Regions from separate parts of the Homo sapiens genome. Here region 1 is linked to region 2. Evidence: read pairs that join two places in POLR2A ChIA-PET (ENCODE). Cell type or tissue: GM12878. All regions are shown on one strand. Region 1 overlaps PKD2L2 (polycystin 2 like 2, transient receptor potential cation channel). Region 2 overlaps FAM13B (family with sequence similarity 13 member B).

Region 1 (5,000 bases), 92 kb before region 2:
CTTTGCAACCTAATGTTTAAACTACAGTTAGCCACCACCAGTATTCCTTAGATAAAGGAGAAAGAAAATATACACATAACAAGCAAAGAAGGAAATAGGAATAGGGCTACAGTCTTTGTTTCTGTAACAGATTACAAGGCTACAGTTGGTATTTATAACTTCCTTCTCCTACCCATTCCGTATCATTCCCTTTGCCTACAGCCAAGAGCTCAGCCAGCTGCATTAGGAATAACCTTAATTAGTTCAGAATCTGAACTCTCAGTGGTCCTGCCTTTAACAGAATGCTGTGGTTTCCCATTACCTTTTACTTTTGGACATCTAAGTATTAAGAGGCATACCAGAGAATCCCTTGGGCACAGTCTGCTCTGTGCTAGTTTGTGGCAGTAATCCAATTTCCCCTTGGTAATTCGCATCAATCACCTCAACACATAAATAACCACTTCTTTCCCTGCTGGTTCTGTAGGCATGAGGAATCCCAAACGGTCAAGTGGCAGTCTCAAATTCAGTTTAAGTCAATTGTTGTGCCCCTTGGTGGAAGCATGCAATCTATGAGGGTCTATTTCTTTGGGTCTCCCCTGCTACCAATTATTCATCAGTTAAGAGTTGTCAGAAAAACAGAAATCACTTAGGTAATTTAAAAAGAGGGAGTTTGGTATACAGAATTTGCTTCTGAGATATTGCAGGAGTGTAAGGGCCAATATGAACATGAAGATCATCCAGAGACAACTAACTGCAGGAGGCAGCTACCACAAGGGAAGGTGGTAGGGCGAGCAGGACGTAGGAGCTTGGAGCAAGGGTCACCAAAGAGTTGGTGCTCAGCTTATGAGGAAAGGTACCACTTTCCTCTAAGTGTCAAGGAAGGCTTCACAAAAAGAGTGATGGCTGAGACGGGTTTTTAAAATAAGTTTACTATGCATAGTCTATTTTACTTTTATTACTAATACATCCACTTTATAATTGGCCTGGTCATTTAGAAATGGTTTCAGGGACTACCACTTTAGCACATTAAAAGTATTAGTAAATGAGCCAAACCATGGGTGCTATAATGTGTCCAAAACAAAACTAGGATTGAAAGCCATCCTTTCCTACTTCGAATATGTTCGTTTAAGGCTGGGCGCGGTGGCTCGCACCTGTAATCCCAGCACGTTGGAAGGCCGACGCAGGCGGATTACTTGAGGCTGGGAGTTCAAGACCAGCCTGGCCAACATGGCGAAACCCGTCTCTACTAAAAAAAAATACAAAAATTAGCCAGATGTGGTGGTGCACGCCTGTAATCCCAGCTACTCGGGAGGCTGAGGAAGGAGAATCCTTTGAACCCGGGAGGGGTGGTTAGCATTCAACTTCCACATCGAATGCTAAGATTGTGCCACTGCACTGCAGCCTGGGTGACAGAGTGGGAGGCTGCAGTGAGCCGAGATCGTGCCACTGCACTCCAGCCTGGGTGACAGAGTGAGACTGTCACACACACACACAAAAGAAAAAAAAATGTTGGTTTAAAGAAAGGCACTCTCTAAGATAGTTTCTCTGACCAGAAGAGTACACACTTATCAAGCAACCACAGAGTGTATGGCACTAGGCATCACCATCCTCTCTGAGGAAGGTAATCATAACCCTTATAAAGGGATCCACTTTGCTACCTAGCATTATTGCTGGAGCAGGGAAGTATCATACAAATTTACTGAGAAGGTTTTGAATCACATCTGGGTGCATTGTCTCCTCTTTACCTTTTTCTAGTGCTATGGTTATTTTCCACAACACACAGGCCCTTTTTATCTGTAGCTGGGAAAAGGGTATTTGGACACTGTAAGGAAAGCAGGTGGTAGTGAGAACAGTGCACAGGAAGGTTCAGCAATACAAATTTTGTGGTACAAAGGGCTTGTTTTTGGATACGTAGACAGACTGGAGTACACACATTGACTAACCAATGCAGTAATTACAAAGAGGGGGTTTTGAAGTCATCTGACTGAGAAGCTGCTGGGAAGGCCAAAAATACCCACAGATACACTTTGAATCTAATTACTAGTTACATTTGCTAAATAACAGAGGTACAGAAAGAACATCTTAGCTTTGATCACAAGAAAGAGAAAATAATTTAGATGGAGATGCTAAAGGGAAAAGGCAGTGAAATGTAATTTATAATTTGTTTACAAAGCTTCCCTAACTATGCTAGACAGCAATTACACCAATCAAGTCCTCTGAAGTGACTTTGCTGATGCACAGATCTAAAATCTAGGCAGGGCAAAAAGTCAGCAGGGCTCAAAATCTGAGGGCTGGAGAGGAGAACAGCTTAAGATCCTCAATCCTGTGATGCTTGTGTGCCAAAGACTTGAAATAGAGAACTAAAGATTGCAGCCTTTACTTGTCCTCTACCCTGACAGGAGATTCAAAACGCAGAGCAGATGAAAAAATGGAAAGAGAGGCTTGAGAAAAAGTATTATTCTATGGAAATTCAAGATGACTACCAGCCTGTCACTCAAGAAGAATTTCGAGAGTAAGCTTATGTTCTAACCAGACTATTATGGGATATCATGACATGCGCATTAAGGACATGAGTTAAACACATTATTTTCCTGAACCCAAAACTTTACTCTATTAGGATGCCTTTATTTACTTTCTATCCAGTTTTAAAGTTGCATATGACTCCATTTGCTTACAAGGTGAGAAGCTTTTGATTACATCCCTGTTATCTCTAAATAACAGAAACTGCCATCTATATTTGATTTGCATAACAGATCCTGTTCTCCACATAGCTTTAGAATATTAGATCTATAACTGGCCACAAGAGGCATGTTTTAGGAGCTTACAATTCTATCTTCCCAAAGCATTTCGCACTAGTAACTTGCTGTCTATACATGAAAGTTTATTACTGACTCATTCTCTACTTCCTTCGAAATTTTCTAGACTTTTTTTATATGCTGTGGAGCTGGAGAAGGAATTACACTACATCAATTTGAAGCTAAATCAAGTGGTGAGAAAGGTTTCAGCTCTATAGTATTGAGACAAGTGGAGGTAAGAATCTGTGATGCAATCATTGAGCATTTCTTTTTTTTTTTTTGAGACGGAGTCTCGCTCTAACGCCCAGGCTGGAGTGCAGTGGCGTGGTCTCGGCTCACTGCAAACTCCACCTCCCGGGTTCAAGCGATTCTCCTGCCTCAGCCTCCCGAGTAGCTGGGACTACAGGCATCCGCCACCGTGCCCAGCTAATTTTTTGTATTTTTAGTAGAGACGAGGTTTCACTGTGTCAGCCAGGATCGTCTCGATCTCCTGACCTCGTGATCCACCCGCCTTGGCCTCCCAAAGTGCTGGGATGACAGGCGTGAGCCACCGCACCCAGCCCATTGAGCATTTCTTATTCATGTATTACTTCATAAACTTGTGCCCTTTTCAGGCACACTTTAAAAAGTACTCAACAACCTATCATCAAACTATCCTTAGGGTCAGAATGAAGTGCCTCTGACAGGGACTCACTATACAATCCATGCATATTATGACAAGCCTCCAGTATACACACACTGGTACAAAGGATTTTATAATGAGGTTTATTATCAAATTCTAGAAAAGTGAAAGTACAAGAAAATGCTTCTAGTTCAGGCGGCAGGTCTCCAGTAGTTCAGTCAGTAGGTAGAGAAAGACAGTTTTCTCATAGTTACAGAGTAGAAAAACTATTGATGCTATCAAGTGCGTCAGGTACCATGTTCTGAATTCCTTTGGCCACAGATAAATTAATAAAGGCTTAGGATTCTGGGAAACCATTATATAAGACCCAAGTAAAGTAACCTCCCTCCATTCTTTAGAATTTGAAGCCTTCTGGAAAAAGCCAAAGTGTAGAACAAACTCCCCAGCCACCTACAGAAATCTCACTAACATCTTCAAACTGGAAATTTACCTAGACCATTTCTAAGGTGTAATGCATTTAAGGTTTCCCAAAAATAAAATACAGAGCAGGGTAGGCGTATCACTGTCATAAGTTATGTTTGGAAAGTGTAAATGAGGATGCTGTAACAGCCTTATTTGGAGGGTTGGAAAGTTGTGTGTGGCTGGCATTTTGGAAATTGGAGAGAAACTCTTCTAATTTTTCTAGGCTATGTAAGCCCCCCTACGATAGCCATATGTTCTCTTAGCCCAAGCAACATCATTTGACCTCAGCACTCAACTTCCACATTGATGCTCAATAGTTCCTGAATTTTAAAACTCAAATATAAAGACATTTTTAGATTACTACTCACCTTCCTCAGGACAAGCTCTTCTCTTAAGAGACTGTACATCCAGTGTTCTTAATAGGATAATTCATTGTAACAAGAAATGCTAACTGTTCTCTCTGCGGCTTCTCCCTAGATCTGCACAAGGGAATGAACAACATGGCCTTTCCCTGTCTTACCATTTCCCAGAGTTGTAGCCAGCCAAATAGTTTAGTGACCCTGTTGTTCCCTACCATCGCCCCTGGGTGGGATCATTTAAACAAAGCCTAAGCTGAGGGAACACTTGAGGTCTTTTTTTTTTTTTTAAGCCCAGTGGAAAAACAAACATACATTTACAATGACTTAGAACTTTCAAGTTCTTTTATTATAAAAGTCTGTACAATGAAGTGCCAGACACAGCAATGCCATTATACTGGTGGACATATATATCTATATATTATTTGTATATAGATATACAGTTTTTATTTGTACCAAAGTAAAACTATCACCAACTGCCTAATTCTACCAGCTACTGCTCAACTATGACACACAATACTGTCACAGAGCATAAGTGCTGCCATGCCACTTTTACATATTCTACTCACAGCCAAACATTAACATTGAATAACATATTGAAGCAGCTGTTAATTCTAAAATGAAACCAGTCAGACCACTGACTTATAAAAATATGGTACTCATATAGATTTAGCATTATAAAGAAGGAATATATTATTTAAAACATTTAAATAGTGCATATGGACATTTTTGCATGTGGTATATAAAATAAAACATTCATATAAGATACACAGTGCACATAAAATT
Region 2 (5,000 bases):
CATTCCATTCAATTTCATTTACATATACAAAAATACACATACATAGTAGCAGCACACACACCCCTTTTTCCCCCCATGGGCTGAAAAATTTAATATTGTTGAAATATCCATACAATCCAAAGTGGTCTACAGATTCAATGCACTCCCCATCAAAATTACAATGACATTCTTCAAAGAAACTGAAAAAGCAACCGTAAATTTTGTACAAAAGCATAAAAACCCTGATTAACACAAACAATCCTGAAGAAAATGAACAGAGCTGGAGGCATCACACTAGCCAACTTACAAATATACTACAGAGCTATATTAACCAAAACAGCATCTACAATCAACTGATTTTTGACAAATGAAACGTACCTTTCTTAATAGCACAGAATCTTTACACTTTAACTATCTACTAAAATTAGTAGTAAGGGGCTTTTAAAAAGGGGTAGAGCACCAATATCAATACTATAGATAATAATAGCAGACAGCATTTGCTGAGCTCTTACAATATGCCAGGCACTATTTCAAAGACTTTAACTATATCAACTCATTTAATCCTTACAACAACCCTAAAGGAGGCAAATACTTTCATTATATCCATTTTACTGATGAGAAAACTGAAACACAGAACTTTTTGAGGTGATGAAAATGTTCTATGTCATAACTGTGGCAGTGATAGTTACATATGAATATATTTATTAAAACGTATTGAGCTGGACATGCTGTTGTATATAAACCATACTTCAACAAAGCTGAAGAAAATGAAAAAAGAGGCCAGGCATGATGGTTCACACCCGTAATCCCAGCTCTTTGGGAGGCCGAGGTGGGCAGATCACTCGAGCTCCAGAGTTCGAGACCAGCCTGGGCAACATGGCAAAACCCCGTTTCTACAAAAAAGTACAAAAATTAGCTGGGCATGATGTCATGCGCCTGCAGTCCCAGCTACTCGGGAGGCTGAGGTGGAAGGATCACTGGAGCCCAGGGAGGTAGAGGCTTCCAGTGAGCTGTGATCATGCCACTGAACTCCAGCGTGGGCACCAGAGAGGGACCGTGTCTCAAAAAAAAAAAAAAAAAAAAAAAAAAATTGGTCAGGCACTGTGGCTCACACCTGTAATCCCAGCACTTTGGGAGGTCGAGACGGGTGGATCACCCAAGATCAGGAGTTCAAGACCAGCCTGGCCAACATGGTAAAACCCTATCTCTACTAAAAGTAAAAAATTAGCTGAGCATGGTGGCACACGCCTTTAATCACAGCTACTCAGGAGGCTGAGACAGGAGAATCGCTTGAACCCGGGAGGCGGAGGTTACAGTGAGCCGAGATCGCGCCATTGCACTCCAGCCTGGGCAACAAAGAAAGACTCCATCTCAAATAAATAAATAAATAAATAAATAAATAAATAAATAAATAAATAAATTAGCGAAGTGTGGTGGCACACACCTGTAGTCCCAGCTACTCAGGAGGCTGAGATGGAAGAATTTCTAGAGCCCAGGAGTTTGAGGCTGTAGCGAGCTGTGACTGCACCACTGCACTGGGCCTGGGCAACAGAATGACTCAAAAAGATGTGCCAAGAAAAAGTGCCACATTGAAGTAAAAAAGTTCTACCTTCAAATAGAATAGGAAGAAACAATAAAACTCACATTTGCCCAAATGCTTTGACAAAATAGGATACAATTCACATAGAAAGGTTTAAAAGAGCTATCTCACTACTTGTTAAAGCCAAAAAACTACATAAATACATCCCTATTATCACTGGTATACAAAGTCAGAAAAGCCAGCAGGAAGCTGGGTCTCAATAAAGATGATAGAGATTTATAAGTTTGTAGACTATTGCTAATTTGACTTTACATCATTAAACCAAAACTAAAAGAAAATAAACTTATGCCTGCTCTAGACATTCAGCTTCTTACTAGCTGGGGCTCCAAATAATTCACTGAAGCAAAAGGCACCTCTTTCATTCTAACTGAACAAGTATGGTACAACAAAAGTGGCAAATATGCTAACTTAGTGGTTCCCTCCTGGCCTGAGAAACTGACCAAAGCATAATTTGTCTGACATACTTAACAGAAAAGCTGAACGAATGTCTCAATAGTGCATAAACTTACCTATCAAATGTTCATAGACGCTACTTTGATCAGTGATACGGTTTGGCTCTGTGTCCCCACCTAAATCTCATCTAGAATTGTAATCCTCACGTGTGGAGAGAAGGAGGTGATTGGATCATGGAGGCAGTTTCTCCCATGCTGTTCTCGTGACAGTGAGTTCTCATGAGAGCTGATGGTTTTATAAGGGGCTCTTCCCCCTTCACTTCCTACAAAGGCTCTCTTGCCTGCTGCCATGTAAGACATGCCTGCGTCCCCTTCCACTATGATTGTAAGTTTCCTGGAGCCTCCCCAGCCATGTAGAACTGTGAAACAATTAAACCTCTTTTCTTTATTCTGGCAGTTCTTTATAGCAGTGTGAGAATGGACTAACACAATCAGGAAAACACCAAATCACTTAATCTGTTATTAAGTTCATACTGGCTTGGCCATTAAGTAATTTATCAGATACAAAGTATAACTAATACAGAATTCAGGACTAGAAAGTTTTTAAATTAAAGAGGGCTCTATTGCTTAAAAGATTGGGAATTTCACTGCTTTAAAAAATAAAACCAAAAAAAAGAGTAGAAGCTATTTCTTGCAACAACGTGGGAAATATTAATATACCTTTTCTCCACTGAAAACATGCACAGGCAAGGCCTACTAGACTGATAAGAGTAAGAAGACTAGTTTATCATTTTTCATAGCTCGTTAATACGAAACTACAATACACTTCATTTTTTCAGGTAAGGGGTATTATGCGTAATTCTACAACTTGGTCTAGCCAGATAGGTCCCCTGAGATTAAAACATTTCTCTTTTTGCACAGACTTGTATAAAAACTGAAAAAAAAAGGGAAGCTGGTACATGAACAAAAAAGCAGTGGTTAAACTTTTTTTGTATATCTTCCCCACTAGATTGTGAACTTTGACCATAAAATACGCAAAAAATGGCCAAGTGCAGTGGCTCCTGCCTATAATCCCAACACTTTGGGATGCTGAGGTGGGCAGATCACCAGAGGTCAGGAATTCAAGACCAGCCTGGCCAACATGATGAAACCCCATTTCTACTAAAAATACAAAATTAGGCCAGGTGCAGTGGCTCACGCCTATAAATGCCAGCACTTTGGGAGGCCAAGGCAGGCGGATCACCTGAGGTCAGGAGTTTGAGACCAGCGTGGCCAACATGGTGAAACCCCATCGCTACAAGAAATACAAAAATTAGCCAGGCATGGTGGCACATGCCTGTGGTCCCAGCTACTTGGGAGGATGAGGCAGGAGAATCGCTCGAAGCCAGGAGACGGAGGTTGCAGTGAGCCGAGATCGCCGCCATTGCACTCCAGCCAGGGGGACAAGAACGAGACTTCGTCTCAAAAAAAAGAAAAAAAAAATGACTTCATTTTTGTTTCCCCAGTTGAACACTAAATAGCAGAACCCCAATACTGAAACTGATGCTACCATTTCCAGTGTACTTTCCAGTTCACTCTCCAACTGAATCCTCCAACCATCCGGTGAAATAAGGAGAATGGATTACCCTTCCTTTTCTCAGAAGAGGAAGCAAGCTCAGAGAGCTGAAGAAACTGGTTCAAAGTTACTGAATTAGCAACTAGAACTCTAAGTCTACTATCTTACAAGTAGATGCCCCTTCTAGGCAACAACTACAATTCTCAGTGAAAATTTTGTTTAAAATGTCACTGAAATACATGAAGCCACACCAAGAGTAATTCATAAAGCACTTAAATACTTTGTAGTTGCTGGAAATGTTTTGCAGTTGCTGGCCAAAGATCATTATGGAAATACTACTAGAATATTTCCTCTCAATAGAAAAAGAGAATATTTTACAACAGTAATAGTTTCAAAGTGATTCTACAACCAATCATAATGCAGTCTGCTTTTGCTATTGAAAAAAACTCCCATCTTACCTAATTCTAAATTTCAGCTCCTTTACACCTTTCCAAACACTAAATCCAACGTGACCAGTGTTTGCTCCAAATTAGGACCATAGAGAACCTCCTCCACCTCCCTGCTCACCCCAATGCAAAATGATATTCAGCACCTACTATGTCAATCAACAAGCAGTTTTCAGTTTTATTTTTACTTTTACTTTTCAATTGTAAAGAGCAGCAGCTTGACACACAAAAGCAAAAAGTAGAGAAATATTTTCAAGAATAGGTAAACAAAACTGAACTTTTTCTATTCTGTTCCTGAAAAGGGCAATAATAGAAACTTGACAGACATCGCTCTTAAAATTAAAGCAAGAGATAAGAATCTTTATACATTATATATACAAGGAAAAGAAAATATACACTAGAAGCTAGGTAATAACTTGAAATAAAAGACTTGCAATATTTCCTTCTCTAGTAGAAATCTAGTAAATGTCATCAAATTATCTTGTCAGCTTACCACATTTTCCTCAGCCTAGGTCTTTTATACTTGCTAGTTCACTGACCTGGAACACTCTCCCACGCTTCCTCCTTCCTATCATCAGTTCAAGTCCCATCCTTGGAGAGGCTTTCTTCAACCCACTCAAACTAATGGTCTCATTTATTAATTTATCTAGGGTGTGGCGTTCCTTGGCTCCAAAATATTCATCACAGGTTTCTTGTTTTGTTTTTTGAGACAGGGTCTCACTCTGTCCCCCAGGCTGGAATGCAATGGCATCATCACAGCTCACTGCAGCCTCAAACTCCTGGGCTCAAGCAATCCTCCCACCTCAGCTCCCTGAGCAGCTGGGACAACAGGAGCATGCCACCATGCCTGGCTTTTTTTTTTTTTTTTTCTGTAAAGAGAGTCTCCCTATGTTGCCCAGGCTGGCCTCAAACTCCTAAGCTCAACTGATCCTCCAGCCTTAGCCTCCCAAAGTGCTGGGATTACAGGCGTGAGCCTGGCTTACCACAAGTTTTATTACATATTCATTTTGTGTTTGTTTAATGTCTGT

What was found. ChIA-PET counts read pairs that join two places held together with the same protein. Peaks named below come from ENCODE experiments on the same cell type or tissue, not always from the same donor. Only the 100,000 strongest peaks of a DNase experiment are listed, where the experiment ranks them.
Region 1: POLR2A ChIA-PET joins it to region 2 with 7 read pairs; 6 of 35 experiments call an interaction of 5 or more read pairs at or near these places.

The regions. Positions count from the first base shown.
Region 1 is chr5:137,933,419-137,938,418 of GRCh38, forward strand. PKD2L2 (polycystin 2 like 2, transient receptor potential cation channel) reads left to right here. Exons shown (of 15, transcript NM_001300921.2): 13 at 2,379-2,491; 14 at 2,902-3,009. The coding sequence ends at 2,992. It overlaps FAM13B (family with sequence similarity 13 member B), which reads right to left. Exons shown (of 24, transcript NM_001385994.1): 24 at 4,542-5,000. Among named protein-coding and RNA genes, the nearest start is that of PKD2L2, 46 kb to the left of the region's middle. In GM12878, no CTCF peak of the experiment used is centred here; a DNase peak (open chromatin) is centred at 1,903; H3K27ac peaks cover 1,591 bases.
Region 2 is chr5:138,025,587-138,030,586 of GRCh38, forward strand. The region is part of intron 1 of FAM13B (family with sequence similarity 13 member B); the gene reads right to left. Among named protein-coding and RNA genes, the nearest start is that of FAM13B-AS1, 4.7 kb to the right of the region's middle. RefSeq lists enhancers at 3,355-3,484, 4,806-5,000. In GM12878, no CTCF peak of the experiment used is centred here; a DNase peak (open chromatin) is centred at 2,851; H3K4me3 peaks cover 3,642 bases; H3K27ac peaks cover 2,705 bases.